Regions from separate parts of the Homo sapiens genome. Here region 2 is linked to region 1. The links are chromatin loops, found by intact Hi-C in ENCODE. Cell type or tissue: heart right ventricle. All regions are shown on one strand.

Region 1 (8,000 bases):
ACTAAAAATACAAAAACTTGGTTGGGCATGATGGTGTGTGCCTGTAAGCCCAGCTACTCAGGAGGCTGAGGCAGGAGAATCACTTGAACCCAGGAGGTGGAGGTTGCAGTGAGCCGAGATTGCACCACTGCACTCCAGCCTGGGCGACAGAGTGAGACTGTCTCAAACAAAACAAAACAAAGATTGGGGGCATACAAGACATAAAAGAGGAAGAATCCAGCAGGTACCTGGAAAAACAGGGCAGGTTTCAGCTGAAGAAGGAGACTTGGGAGCCTTCCTTGATGGGTGATGTTTGAAGTGATGGATTGCGTGAGAGCATGCAAGAGAAGTTAAATGCTTCATTTGTGTTATTCTGTTTCATCCTCAGCCATGTCTAGAGGAATATTGTCTCCATTTTATAGATGAGGAAACTGAGGCTCAGAAAGTTTATCTAACTCAAGTTGACATAGCTGATGATGGCCAGAACTCATATTCAAACCCAGGCATTTCTGTCTTTAAGGCTTACTCCACCACCTCCTAACTTACCTTTTTTCAACTTTTATGAACCTTTACTTTAAAATGCTATGGGTCTCAGTGACTCACGCCTGTAGTCCCAGCACTTTGGGAGGCCAAGGTGGGTGGATTACTTGAGGTTAGGGGTTCAAGACCAGCCTAGCCAACATGGTGAAACCCCGTCTCTACTAAAAACACAAAAATTAGCCAGGCGTGTGCCTGTAATCCCAGCTACTTGGGAAGCTGAGGCAGGAGAATTGCTTGAATCTGGGAGGTGGAGGTTGCAGTGAACTGAGATCGTGCCACTGCATTCCAGCCTGGATGATGTAGTGAGAACCTTGTTTCAAATAGCAAAAGACTAAGCAGCAGGATGGGAAGGGTTAAATAAAGGATGCTGCATCCATACAATGGACTGCCATGGAACTGTACAAAAGAGTAAGGAAGCTCTTAGGGAATGAATCAGAGGGCTTTGGGGTATGTTGTTACCTTAAACAAAAGCAACAACAAAATCCAATGTGTCAAACACTGTGTCTACTATTCTCTCTTTTGTGTAAGAAAGTGAAAATAACATTTACTTGTATCTGTGTAAAGAAACACAACAAATATAAGATACTTACTGAACTAGTTACTTATAAAGGCAGTGAAAAATGGAGTGGAAGGACACAGAACAGGAGCAAATATTCTCAGTGGACATCTTTTAGATTTGAAGTATGTGAATATAGCACCTATTCAGCAATTAAAACATTAAAAAAGTGGTATATTTACCTATTAGCCTTTATCTACATTTGATATTTATTTCTGCCCCTGGAAAGATGGCTTATGGATTTATAATATTCTGGCTTATGGCTTTATAATATTCTGGTACTTAGCAATCAGTCAATCAATGGATCAATTGACCATCCATCCATCCATCCATCCATCCATCCATCCATCCATCCATCCATCCATCCAATTATTCATCTATGTGCCAGGTGCTGGGCTAGCCACAGGTGAAATAATTGAGAAAATTAAAGGCAGGCATAGTTCCTGCGTTAAGTCTAGACAGAAAAACAGATTAGTCAAACCACCCTACAAATATGCTAAAAATGTCAGCCATGCTATAAAAAGTGTAATATATATATATGTATATGTATATATATATATATAGAGAGAGAGAGAGAGAGAGAGAGACTGAGTTATTCTGGGATGGGGTAGGCAGGGCATGTTAGGAAAGGTTTTCCTGAGGAACTGGCTTCTGCGCTTCAGGAAATGCAGGAAGTAATAGGCAAAGAGAGGGAGGAAAGGTGGAGGGGACAGTATTTGCAAAGGCTCTGAGGCAAGATGGAGCACAATATTTGATGAACCCAAAGAAAGCCCGTGTGGTTGCTGCGTAGGGACTGAGGAGATGGGGCGGATATGTTAGAGAGGGAGGGGTTACAAACATGCAGGATCTTGTCAAGCATGAGGGATTTTGTGATGAAAACTGGATTGGAACCCACTAGAGAGGTTTAGACTACAGTGGAACAATATGATCCCATTAATTAATTAATTTATTTATTTATTTGAGAGGCGTCTCACTGTTGCTCAGGGTGGAGTGCGGTGGCATGATCTTGGCTCACCGTAACCTCCACCTCCTGGGTTCAAGCGATTCTCCTGCCTCAGCCTCCCGAGTAGCTGGGATTACAGGCACATGCCACCACGCATGGCTAATTTTTTATATTTTTAGTAGAGACGGGGTTTCACCATATTGGGCAGGCTGGTCTTGAACTCCTGATCTCAGGTGATCCACCCACCTCGGCCTCCCAAAGTGCTGGGATTACATTTATGTTTTAAGAAGACCACTGAGGACTCTTTAGAGAATGATGGGCGTGTGGAGCAAGAGTTGACTCAAGGAGACCAGCTGGATGGTCCATCGTTAAAGAGTAGGCAAAATGTGACCTTTACTTGGACCAGGGTGGACATTAGGGTTAAGAGAAGTGGATGGATTCAAGAGAAAATGAAACCAAGAAGACTGGGTGATGTGGTTGTATAGGAGTGAAGGAGAGAAGTTGTCAAACATGGATAGGTTTCTGATGAGTACAATGGAAGAAATGGGGTTTCCATTTCCTGAAAACAACAACAACAACAAACCCACACATTAGGGCAGGGTGTTTTCTGGGGAACACGTTGAGTATGAGGGTTCTTGGGCTTTCTGGCAGTTGCCTGTTTTCTTCTGGTTCCTCTGAAGGCTTAGCTGTTAGTCTTCCTTCATGTTTTATAATTCCTTTGTTTTTAAAGGGCTGCCCTTCTATTGCTACTCTCTTCACTGCTTCCGTATTTACAGGGATCTTTTCCTTTATTTTCTCTCGGCCTTCCACAGAATGATTTTGGTAACTTGAGACTACCTTGGGGAATGCAGCCATTATATTTTCAGTCTCTCTGTGTGGCAACACTACCACCGATATTTTCACAGGTTCTCGGTTTGCTAGTGCTGTTTTTGTTTTTTCCTTCTCAACCTTGAAAATACAACACTAACACAATTTTTTGCATCCATGGAAGAATCAGTGGCATCATTGGAAGTTTCCTAAGGGGAACACTTTTCTGTATGAAAAGGAAAGGATGGGAAATTGCTTTATGATTCAAAAGCTGGCATAAACATTTGTTATTATTTTTTTAATCGTGGTTTATTCCTGCATAAGTTATCCAACCATGGAGCCACATTCAGTCAAGGGCATTGTGACCTCTGTGGGGAAACAGAACAACCTGAACACCTGATGCAAACTTTCTGGCCTGAAGGCAGCTCCAGTGACTGATTTCCAACAGATCTGTAAGGACAGCTTGTTTAGAAGTTGTGTCTGCTCCTAGCACAGGTCCTGCAAGGTCTGTTTTTCAAGGAATGAATTCTTTCCATGTTTCTGAATGGAATGGATAGCTACACTTTCATTTGGTCGGTAGTGAGGTATAGGCATGGAGAGATGACAGTTGGTGAGAGAATGAAGCATGAGAGTTTAACAAGGGCCTAGGCAGGCTCAGATTGCTAGCCTTCAGGTGTATTCTATTGGGCACTATGGAGGATATGAGAATGGCCTCAGATCTATGACTGCAGTTGGCATCGTTGACCAACAGCCCCAGCTGCTGTGCTTTGAAATCCATCACTGATCGGCCCGAGACCTTGCTTTTCATGACTGAGCAAGGTGGGATACCCAGACAGGCCTGTTTCTGGGAGAGGTGATGCCTCTGACTGTGGCTTGATGCCTCCCAACTGGCCTTGTAGAACTTCCTGGAGAAATGCACTGTAGTTGAGGAAGCATCTAATTCACCTTGCTTCCTTCCCTCTCTCCTTCATGCAGGTCAGACCTACACGATGGTCTAACATCTCTAGTAGCCTGCTCCTCATGTTGTCTCTGTTATGGACTGAATGTCTTTGCCCCCCAGATTCATATGTTGAAACTCTAATCTCAATGTGATGGCCTTTGGGAGGTGATTAGGTCATGAGGGTGGAGCCTCATGAATGGTATTAGTTCCCTTTAAAGACACTCAGAGAGTTCTTTTGTCCTGTCTTGCCATATGAAGATGTAACAAGAAGTCAGCTGCCTGCAACCCAGAAGAGAGCCCTCCCCAGAACCTAACACTGCTGCTGGCATCCTGATGTCCAACTTTCAGCCTCTGGCACTGTGAGAAATCATGTTCAGCTGTTAATAAGCCACCTAGTCTATGATATTTTGTTATAGCAGCCTGAATAAGAGACTCATAGGCGCTTCTCTTAATAAATTACTTGTACATTGAATCCTGCCCTGGTTTATGCTTTTCAGAAGATCCTGACTTGATTAAAAATTCAGAAGATTCCTTGATTAAAAAAAGTGGGCAGGCATGGTGGCTGACACCTGTAATTCCAGCACTTTGGGAAGCTGAGGCGAGTGGATCACTTGAGGTCAGGAGTTTGAGACCAGCCTGGCCAAAATGGTGAAACCACGTCTCTACTAAAAATACAAAAATTAGCTGGGTGTGGTGGTGCATGCCTGTAATCCCAGCTACTTGGGAGCCTGAGGCAGGAGAATTGCTTGAACCTAGGAGGTGGAGGTTGCAGTGAACTGAGATTGCGTCACTGTGCTCCAGCTTGGGTGACAAAGGAAGATTCTGCCTCAAAAAAAAAAAAAAAAAAAATTTAGAAGGTACACATGCAGTCCCACTGTCTTACCCCTTCTGTCTTGTATTCAGCCTGGTTCACATGTTTATGTTACATGTCTGACTTCTGTAGGTGTTTGATTTTATTTCCTAGGTCTTGTATTATCTTTTATAGAATAGTAGAGACAGAGAAATAGGGAAGGATTGACAAATTGGGAAAATATGACTCTGTTGGTGTATTAGGGTTCTCTAGAGGGGCAGAACTAATAGAAGATACGTATATATATGTATATGTGTGTATATATATAAATATATGTATATGTGTATATATATGTATATGTGTGTGTGTGTGTGTGTGTGTATATATATATATATATATATATATATATATATATATATATATATATATATGGTCTGAGTCCTAAAACTGAAGAACTTGGAGTCTGATGTCTGAGGGCAGGGAGCATCCAGCACGGGAGAAAGACGTAGGCTGGGAGGCTAGGCCAGTCTTTCCTTTTCACGTTTTTCTGCCTGCTTTTTGTTTGTTGGCAGCTGATTAGATTGTGTCCTCCAGGTTAAGGGTGAATCTGCCTTCCCCACCCTACTGACTCAAATGTTAATCTCTTTCGGCAACACCCTCACAGACACACCCAGGATCAATACTTTGTATCCTTCAATCCAATCAAGTTGACACTCAGTATTAACCATCACAAGTTATATGAAGTTAAACTTTTTGATCTTTTGAAATTTATCAAATTTGGATATCATTATCATTCAACATACGAATGATCCATCTAACTTTTACATTTTAGCAATTCATTTAAATTTTTTCTATTTTAATTTAACCTGTGAGTCTATGGAGTTTTCTCAAAATTAGAAAGTTATAGAATTAATGATGCATTTTGCCTTTTGTTAATACACATAATTGTTGAATAGCCAAGTTCTCTTCAGTATTTGTAAAGCCTTGGGTTTTATGTCCACGAATCCTGACTCTGCCCTTGGGAAGAGGTGGATTAAACAATTCCCTTTTGGTACATGGTGCACATGTAGTAGAAATTGTCATATGACTTCAGTAAATAACTTTCTGAAGTTTCCAAACAACAAAAATAGCTTCCCAACAACAAAAGTAGTTTCCCAGCTACTCTTATTAGCTGGGAAAATTTATTAAATTAGCTTATTAAAATTTCCAGTAATTATTTTTATAAAAGAATTTTCTGTATTATTTCTTTCCTTCAAAGCAACTAATCAGCTCAATTATTCTCCTTGATTTGGGATTTATTAGAATCTAAGCTTTGTTGTTGCTGTTGTTAGCCAGAAAGAGATGGCCACACCTCTATCAAGTTGGGAGAACAGAACCATTAGACAGAGTGGATTTTCTCCACCTTAGAAAGTTTTCCCTCCACAAAGAACATGAATGCATCCAGGACCAACTACGTAATTTTTAGGGCTCAGTACAAAAAGAAAATGTGGATCTGCTTGTTGAAAAAGCAGAGAAAAAAATGCTGCTAAAGGTACTAAAATATAAAGTTTTTCTTTTGGTTTTATGAATCTCTTCTGCTCATATGCATGCTCCACTGTCCCAAGTTCAAAGGTAAAATTGGAAAGAATTTCCAGACGGCCACAGCAGAGCATGAAACCAAGCTTGGGACTCTTCTGAGTATGGGACCCTGGGTGTGACTACAGCAGTTCCCATGGAGCTGGCCCTGGATACAACTCACCAGCAAGCCACGAGCAAGCTAGAAGCCAGAGGGAACATTACCCCTCTTCCCTCTGGAGTTTCAGGTGGAGGTGTGGGCAGGGATCATGGTAGCTGCCTGAGTCTGGGCTCCCAGGTGACATGGAAGGCACGGTGCTTTGTATCTGATGTTGGAGAACAGGAGCAGTTTTTCTCTCTCTTCTTTGTTCTCGACTCACCTGGGCAGTGGCTTCACCACACTGTCTATCTTTGTGGAGAGAAGGGGAATGACTTGCTCATGATGGGCAGCGGTATTTTGACTTTCCATTGTAAATACTTGATGTATACGTCTCATTATATTTATTGAGTGCTGGCTCTATGTTGGCTTCTGTTCTAGGTGTTGCTGGGATCTTCCTGTCCTCATGGAGCTTACATTCTCATGGTGGGGAGGCGTGGAATAATCAAAAGGGAGGAGTAGACCCAATGTAAAGAATGTCAAGCATGGGAGTGCTATGGAGGAAAGCAGGGTGGAGAAGGGATGCAGATGTCGGGGCTGCTGGTTTATAGTTGTCAGTAGGGTGGTGAGGGAAGGTCTCACCAAAAGGTGACACTTGATGATGAACTGAAGAAGATAAAGGAGAGAACCATGCTGACCTCTGGGAAAGAGTGTCCGGGACAGTGACAGTCAATGCAAAGATTCTGTGGTGGGAGCAGAGAACTTTGTTCTTCATTGACCTTGCATGAGTTTTTGGTGTGATTTTAGCACATGAAGATCTATGTGAAAACATTCTTTCCCTCTTTTTTAAGGAGAAAAGCAGTCCTTCTGGTACTGGCTGGGTGTGGTGGCTCACACCTGTAATCTCAGCACTTTGGGAGGCCAAGACAGGAGAATTGCTTGAGTCCAGGAGATTGAGACCAGCCTGAGCAACCTACGGAGACCCCCCTCTCTACCAAAAAAAAAAAAAAAAAAAAAGAAAAATAGTACGCCTCTGTCCTTGCAGTTAAAGATGAACAAGGAAGAGTTCCAAAGCCTTGATTGAATGCGGCTTCGTCTCCTCCAGCAGCCGCACAGCTGGGCTCTGACGTCGAGGAACTTCTATAGACAGATCTCTCTTATTAAAGGACATTTCTTATTAATGGCTGACTTCAAAGCAAACTTAAAAAAAATCCAATCGATTTCTCATTTATTACATTTTGTTTTGTAAAAGATTTTATGTCAGTGATTGCAGAATGAAGGTGCCAATAGTAAAATAATTGGTTTATAAATGGAAAGTTAATTAGGCATTCCCCTTTACATCGTCCTCTCCAAGGTCAGGGCATGACTGAAATGCAAAGAAAACACATTTGTACAGCAGGCAGATGAGAGGCTCACGTGGAGGGCTGTTAACCTTGGGGCTTGCCTCCTCAAGTGTTGAAGCAAATGGCTTGATGAGCTTCAAAGGAACGGGACATTATTGTACCTGGGAATATAAGAATGGTGTCTGCAGTTACATTAATTGGGATAACAATTATGAAAGCTTGAGAAGCCTCAAATTTCAGAGCCCACTCTAATCCCCAGGAAGACTTTTCCCTGGGTGGATATAATATTGCTATATTCCAGGTGCATTCCTAAGATGTATTACATTTCTCAGACTTACTTTGTATAGGCCATTGCCAGGGGCAGGTTTGGGGGTGGCCAGAAGATTCTTTGGTTTCAGCCAGGCAACTCTCTGCCTCCCTGGAGGGTTCATGTACTTGGGGAAAGCCAGGG
Region 2 (8,000 bases), 150 kb before region 1:
TGAAATGCCAGCGTGAAAGGGATAGCCAACTGGACTAAAGCAAGTGCCACTTCAGTTACTCGGCAGAGTGTCCAGTAAAGGTCCATCATAATACCACTACACATCTGCTCAGGGATGAGTAAGGGCTAATTGGTAAGCTCTTGAAATTTCTTAATCTCACTGCATCCCTTCAGGACTCCAAGGAACGCTAAGTTTCCTCCCGGTCCTGAGAGACACGAAGTGAACTTAGTGTTGGGAGATGGAAGCTGGATGGCCCTTGGGGGCTGACCCGCAGGGTGTTGAACTTCGGGATGTAGCAGAGAGAGAGCTTGGCACGACTTGTTACCCCAGGCTGAATAATCCTGGGAAAGATCTGCCATGCAGGCCATGCCCAGTCAACTAGAGGGCCACCCTAGTGGAAAGGGGACAATCTGGGCTTCTGGCCTGTCATGTGCACAAGCATAAAAATTGCCTTTGTTTAACGTGTGGACAGAATATTTAATCAATTTTAACCAGGCATTTACATTTTTATACCCTGTTTTAATGGCTATGGTTTGCCTTAGGTCTCCTATTTCTACTACCGGGACCTTGCTTTTGTCATTTGGCATGAGGTGAGTCATAGTTTGATTTTGTAGGTTTGGGAAAGGGGCAGCCATAGGAGGTGGAGGAGGGAGAACAAAGCCCACCTTAAAGAAGCCCATAGGATCCTTTCCAGTGACCTCTGCTCCTAAACCACAGAAGCGTTCTAAAGTGGGGTTAGAGTTGCTAGTGGTAGGAATAGTAATGGATATAAGCACTGGGTAAGGAAGGGAAAGGAAAAGATAGATAGACTAAGCTTTCCTTAGCTTTAATTTGGTAGGGCTTGATCCAGGAACAATGGCCCATGATTCTGAGGATAATGGTGCTTGCTTGACTCATGTGTGATGTGTCCATCTCTTTCCAACCTTACGAACAGCAGTCTCAGTGGTTAGCAGCACAAGGTAGGGTCCTTCCCGGGCTGGCTCGAGTTTCCCTTCTTTCCCCTCTTTGATGAGAACGTGATCCCCAGGCTGATGCTGAGGCACTGGAAAGTCCAAAGGCAGCACCTGTGCTAAAAGACCTCTGTTTTAAGGGAAGAGAAGGTGGAGGATAAACCGAGTATATAATTTCTAAGAAATTGATCTTTTGTTTTAAACGTGGGGATATCAACAGTGGACTTTATAGTCCTTCATGCTTTCTTGTTGAGAAATTTTCTTTGGCACCTATTTTTATTAGTTTTTAGACCAAAGAAGGCCAAACACCATTTTGTATTTGACAATGCTTCCTGTATGATTTTTATACCAGATAAGCTAAATTTCATCTTTATATTAGTGTGTTATTAATGTTAAACTTAATTTTAGTAAAACCTTGTAGACATATTTATCCAATTTTTAATGTCTGATCATAATGTAAGATTTTTACAGACTCTTTTTAACCTTTTTATAATTTTTGTTAAAGAGCAGGTTAGTGCTTTAAGAAAAACCTGTTGTGCTTTTATTTTAATGTCCAGTTCACAGAAAAACTGGATGATACCCCTTTAACTTCAGCCAGTATGATTACACACAGAATTTCCTTTACAATTAACATTTCAAAACTTGCTTAAACCTTTAAAACAAAATGTATTTTTTTAACCTTTTAATGTAGGTAAAAATCCACATTCTTATGCCTCCTTGTAATCCTTTTACCAAAAGTATATTCTACTTTCCTTACATACCTTGCACACAAACTCTTTCTTCAATAGTTTTACATTCAGGAGGCCTAATTACTTTTAAATTATACATTTCTTGCATAAATTCCCTTTTATAACATTTTTTCACGACTTTCACAGACAATTCTTCAACATGCCTCAACTTTCTAACTTGTTGCCAACATCCCTTTCTTTAAACAACCAGTTAATTTACTTTAAGAATTTACCATAACATTCCTTTTTACATAAATTCTACCCCCCCCCCTTTTTTTTCTCAAATATGATAACCATTCTTTTCCCAAGTGAACTTCATGTCTGTGTCTAAGGCCACAAGATTAGAAGTTAGGATAATACATGTTACACTGTTAACTTTTAGCAAACTTTGCTTTTGTTGAAAACCTTGTATGTTTGGGATTTCAATTATTCTTTGCTATTAATAAGACCTCGTTCAGTCCCTGTTAACTTAGAATTTGTATAGATGGCTCCTTCCTGATTCTGTAAGTACTTTAAGGCTTGGCTGAGTGCAAACAGCTCCCACGTTTGAGCAGACCAACTACTGGGCAATTTTCCTAACTCTGCTTCTACAAGAGTTTCCTTATCACTTACTGAATATCCATCGTGTCTTTTTCCCTCAGTCACCTGGGAGGAACCATCTATCATCCTGTCCTGAAGGGAGTTCCTCCTAGGTGTGATCTGAACTTTCTATGGTAATTAAGATTTAGATCCCCTGTTAGGAAACCTGCTGGGTTAAGGGAATTTTCAGTGGCTAGTGTTAAATCATCTTTTTCTAATAGAATAGCCCCAAAAATCACAAAACTTACTAACTTACTAAAATCTCAAAACTTTAAGATTTTTGAGTTAGTAAGCTACCTTTATGCTTTTTTGACTTAGGTAGTTCTGAACTGGTGAGGTGTGCTCACAATGAGGTTTCCTTTAAAAGTTATTTTTCTACTTTCTTCTGTTAGCAAAGCAGTTGCCACTACAGATTGAATGCATATGGGCCATCCGTGGGTTACTGGGTTAAGGATTTTTGATAGGAAGGCTACGGGTTGTCAGTGGCCTCAGTGCTTTTGGGCTATGCCCTTGTTAACACTGGCAACAAGGTGGTATTGGAGTGTTATAGGGTCATGGAGAAGACCTTCAATCATTAATTACAGGTTTTAAATTTACCCTGGCTTTTAAAGGAATAGGTTACACTGTTTTCTCTTTACTACTTCTCTCTCTCTCTCTGACTCTGTCTCTCAATTTCTCTCTCTTTGACTCCCTTTTTGTCTCTCTGTCTCTTTCTCTCTCTCTCTCTCTGCCTCTTTCTCTCTCTCTCTGCCTCTCTTTCTCTCTCTCTCTGCCTCTCTTTCTCTCTCTCTCTCTCTGTCTCTCTCTTTGACTCTCTCTTTCTCTGCCTCTGCCAGCCGCTTATGCCGCTGTTCTCCCCTCTCCTTCCCCTTTCCCTAGGGGAGGGACCGGCAGGAGTGGAGTTACTCTTTCTTCCCCTGAGAAGAAAGGCAAGGGGAGTCCTGAATATTTTTCTTGCTACTGGAGGTTTGTGTGAGGTTCATGAAACTTGCAGAAGACTCAACCCCTCAAACCAGGGGTGTCTCGCTTTGCCTGCCCTGGAAGGCTCAATCCCTTAAATCAGGGATGTCTTACCTTGCTGCTCTGGGAGGTTGACCTGTTTCCTCCCTTTCCCCCTCTCAAGGTCCCTTGCACACTTCCCACTTGTGTTGCCCTCTCTGGCTGCTCCCCCAAGGGAGAATTAGGCCCCTCTTAGTGTCGGTGTGCCAGTATAAATCCCACGGCAGGATCCGCCCTAAGCCATATGAGGTAGCTACGGAACTGCGGAGAGGTCCCACTCACTCTGTCCAGCAGTAGGTCTTGTCACCATCCACATGAACAACACCGCAGGTAGGGTTATTTGTGATCATTCATGCACACACACATTTAGCCCTCCGGAATTTGACCACCAAGGGAGTACTTTACTGGCTCCGGCGGCTTCTCCTTCCTTGGTCTGTGCACAGAGTCATCGCCGCAGATGTGAGGATCCTTTAAGCTAGGTTGCTGGCCAGTTTCTTTCAGCGTTGCAGAGAGCTCCGGTTATTCCTCGCACTGGGTGGTCCTGATTTCTCACCCCTGAGGCCACCACAAGGGGGCGGGGTGCGCCTCCTCAGGAGAGAGAACCGGAGACCGCCCCTGGGGGAAATGTAATCAAGGGTGAGCCCTGAAATTGTTATAAAGTTTCGGTGCCGCAAAAGAAATAGCACTCAAATATAAAATTTTCTTTTTAATTCTCTGCAAGGCCATGTTCTTCTATAAAAGGGTGCGCCCTGACAGATGGAGCGATGGTGAGCGCACACTTGGACAAAGGAGGGGAAGGGGTCCTTATCCCTGATGCACGTGGCCCCTGATGCTGTGTCATTTCCCTATTGGCTAGGGTTAGATCGCACAAACTAAACTAATTCCAATTGGCTAATTTAAAGAGAGTGACGGGGTGAGCGGTTTGGCAGGAAAAATGGTTATGGCAGAGTGAGAAATCGGAATGAGTCAGGGTGGAGAATGAGTCAGGGAGAAGCAGGTAATCAGAATGAGTCCGGGTGGAGCAGGTAATGGAAAAAGGTTGCTTTATGAGGAAGTTAAGTTTATAAGTAGAAGGCAAAGAATTGAACATACTGACATATTGATTCTTTGAAGAGAAATTTAGAACTCATATCTAACAATTTTCCTCTACTTTACTAGAGGTGTTAACCTAAGATATAGAATTTCCTTTTGGGGAGGTCTATGAAGTTCCTTGGTTTTATTTTCCCAAACAAAGAAACCTCTGGGTTATGGGCACCCTACTCACTTTCATTACCTGGCAGAATTTGCAGGAGAATTGTCCAGAACTAGCATATTGATCCAGGTTTTTATGTTAACCATCCCCCTTTGATTCTTCCAAGCTGCAGGAGATCACCACTTGATTCACAGGAATAAGCAGGGTTAGTCTAAAATGTAGGCGAAAAGCTTAAAAACAATTAATGAGACTAGGATTTAATGACAAATGTATGATAAGCTTTGGAGAACAATTTCTCTCTCCAGTCCTCATTTTTGGTAAAAACAAATTATGATAGGACTGTGTGGGTTGTTCGTAGAATAAACTTTAGTCTTATACTTGGCCTGATTATTTGCATAAAGTGCAGCAAGAATGGTTGTTTCTATGTAGGCCTTTGGATTGGCTTTGATGAAACTCTGTTCCACAAGGAATTTCAGATAAGATCTTTAAAGCTGAGCCCAGCCATGGGTTTGTATCCTCAAATACCTGTGAGTTGGGTAATCCTCTCCTCTTGAGGGTCTAAGATAAACTTGGAGCTGCTGGACCTGTTAGAAAATGACATTCTTTACTGACCACAATTTAGGAACCTTGTGCAGGAACTGTGTAGACAAGGTATGAGGCCAGTTCTCCTTAAGGGGCTTTTATTGGGTCTGCATGTCAAGCTTCATTCCTTAAAGGGAAACACACCCTTTCAGTCAAAGCCTTGGTAAAATAACCAGTTTTTTCAATTGTGTCCTGTTGACAAAGAAAAATGGATTCTTATTGCACTGATGCAAATATTGCCATAAGTTAAGAGTACTCACAGATAGTTTCCAAATTCTAGAGGAACCAGGCAGAGAAAAACAAACACACTCCAAATTTTGTTTACAGTAGTATACCTTACTCAATTATTAAAGGCCATAAATAGTTCAAAGTAAGTTTCCTTCACTCTGAAAAATAAAACAAGGATCAGCAATATTCCAAGCAAGAGTCAAAAAGTTGCTTTAACCTTCTGAGTGCTGTCCGTCTAGTTAAATCTTGTTTTGCTTGATATTTGTGAACATGTAAGCTCATTATGAGTCCCATACATTCTCTATTCCAATGTTACAATCTTCAAAGCTACTAAAAACCTGTATTTGAGAATGCCTGTTAAATTCTTTAATATAGCTTGATTATAAACCATCTTTTGAGAAGGAACAAAGCAAGATAACAATTGTCTGTGAATGACAAGATTTCCAGGATATTTATAGTTAACAACATGATTAACAAATTTATTCATTTCAGTGGTTTACAATAACTTTACCCTTAATTATGATTGATAGCATATACTTAGACATCAGAATTTTAGAAATCATATGTAATTTTGGAACATATAATAGTATTTTTTAAAATTATTTTTATGAAATGGAGTTTTGCTCTTGTTGCTCAGGCTGGAGTGCAGTGGCATGATCTTGGCTCATTGCAAACTCTGCCTTCTGGGTTCAAGTGATTTTCCTGCCTCAGCCTCCCAAAGTAGCTGGGATTACAGGCACCTGCCACCACACCTGGCTAATTTTTTTGTATTTTTAGTTGAGATGGAGTTTCACCATGTTGGCCAGGCTGGTCTTGAACTCCTGACCTCAGGTGATCCACCTGCCTCAGCCTCCCAAAGCACTAGGATTATAGGCTTGAGCCACTGTGCCCGGCCAGAATATATTAGTATTATTTAGCAAAGTATAACTTAAGATTGGACATCATTTTGGCAATCTCATGTGATTAAATATGTCAGATAATCCTGTTTATCTCTTTTCTGAATGTTTCAGGGGCCCTCTGAACCATCAAAAAGCCAGGCATCAGGAACGACAATTTTGAAACTTGAAGTCTGATTTTAGGATGCCTGTTAAATGTTCAAGGTTTAAAACACTTGATGTTATGAAATGGAATTCCAGATTGCCATACATTATTTCTTTTGCCAAAATGGTGACTTAAAAGGCAAAAACTGTTCGTTGGCCTTTACTATGACATGAAAATCCTGTTCAAACCCAAATTTTACCCTTGCATTAGTTTATTAATATTAACCCCAATTTGTTTAAATTAAACCTTATAGATCATTCCATCTAACCTTAACCAATTTGACCATGAGGTGAAATCTTTACAAACCTTTCATAACCCTTTTACTAAAGGACAGATTAGTGTCGTAAGACCTCTTTGCTGTGCTTTTATTTCAATGCTCAATTTATGAAAAGATCATATAATACACTTTTAAGTTTAGTTAATGTTCACTGTTGAACTTTTAGCAACTTTTATTTTTGGTGAAAAACCTGGTTAGTAATCTATTTTAATTATGTACCAGATGTGGATCCTAGGACTCAGACAGAAGTGCAGATAAAGTCTGACGTTTCAGCATCTAGGTCCATGTGTCCCAAGCCTTACCTATCTGAAAAGCGGGCAGTATACACAGCCTTGGAACATTTAGCAAACCTAGTATCTAAGCTGAATGATTTAGACCACCTATTTGTATTTTGACAACACTTGCATTTTACCAATAATCCTTAAGACTATTTTTATTTCTTAAAGTTATGTGAACTAAAAAATATTTGATTTAAGCACTTGTTTTTCTTTAAGCCAGTCAATTAGAGCTCTTTTAATAGACCTTACACACAACATGTATAGAGCAACACGAACAGACAGAAGATTCAGCACTTGTAAGATTTTTCATTTGCCAGTTTCTTAATTGGATTACTGGCGTCAGGGTGGAGCCCTTGGAGGAACAGTGCCAGGCAGCAAGCAGTAAGAGTGGTAAGACAAAAAATGGAGAAAAATAATTCAGTCGACTGAGAAGAAAAAAGCCTTTTACCAGAAAAACAAAATCCAAGAAGCAAAAAACATAAAGGCCTTTTAAATATATTTATAACTTGAATATCCACTTTTAATTAAGCTGAGCACTCATTAAGAAAAATCCTTTTAAATCCCTTGTGACTCGACTTTAGCCACAGGAAGCAGTTAAGATGTTCAGCTTTTGAAACCTCACAGGTGAAACTGACAAGTCTTAATTAGGTTTATGGCTTAATTAGGTTATGACTTAACCTTGAATGTACAAGGTATTTTCAAAGGGGTGATAGGCAGCTTTTGAAACTGTTACTGCAAAATTGTGACTGAGACAGCGAAAGAGATCTGACCCAAACAGCTGCATTTGTTTTCCAGCCCCAAGCTGTTCTTGCCCATCCCTGGGGGTAGTCCGAACCAACTTTGGGAGCAGCCTGGTTTATAATCTATAGTCTAAAACAAAGATGATAACAGCTCCTTTTCTTTTCTTTGGAGTCTCACTCTGTCACCCAGGCTGGAGTGCAGTGGCGTGATCTCGGCTCACAGCAAGCTCTGCCTCCCGGGTTCAACGCCATTCTCCTGCCTCAGCCTCCTGAGTAGCTGGGACTACAGGTGCTGGCCACAACAACCAGCTACTTTTTGTATTTTTAGTAGAGATGGGGTTTCATCGTGTTAGCCAGGATGGTCTCGATCTCCTGACCTCGTGATCCGCCCACCTCGGCCTCCCAA

The links. Hi-C counts contacts between places; a loop is a spot of excess contacts. Peaks named below come from ENCODE experiments on the same cell type or tissue, not always from the same donor. Only the 100,000 strongest peaks of a DNase experiment are listed, where the experiment ranks them.
Region 2: it touches region 1 in a loop (6-fold over the local background); 8 of 110 quality-filtered maps call a loop at or near these places.

Annotation. Positions count from the first base shown.
Region 1 is chr21:35,953,883-35,961,882 of GRCh38, reverse strand. It overlaps LOC101928269 (a long non-coding RNA gene), which reads left to right. Exons shown (of 6, transcript NR_110418.1): 6 at 7,058-7,223. Among named protein-coding and RNA genes, the nearest start is that of LINC01436, 47 kb to the left of the region's middle. In heart right ventricle, no CTCF peak of the experiment used is centred here; no DNase peak of the experiment used is centred here; H3K27me3 peaks cover 1,599 bases.
Region 2 is chr21:36,100,662-36,108,661 of GRCh38, reverse strand. The region is part of intron 1 of CBR1-AS1 (CBR1 antisense RNA 1); the gene reads left to right. It overlaps LOC105369306 (a long non-coding RNA gene), which reads right to left and starts at 3,781. Exons shown (of 2, transcript NR_147887.1): 1 at 3,539-3,781; 2 at 1-1,064. RefSeq lists a silencer at 2,205-2,405 and an enhancer at 3,424-3,925. In heart right ventricle, a CTCF peak has its summit at 3,836 (motif pointing right); a DNase peak (open chromatin) is centred at 3,751; H3K4me3 peaks cover 671 bases; H3K27me3 peaks cover 3,972 bases.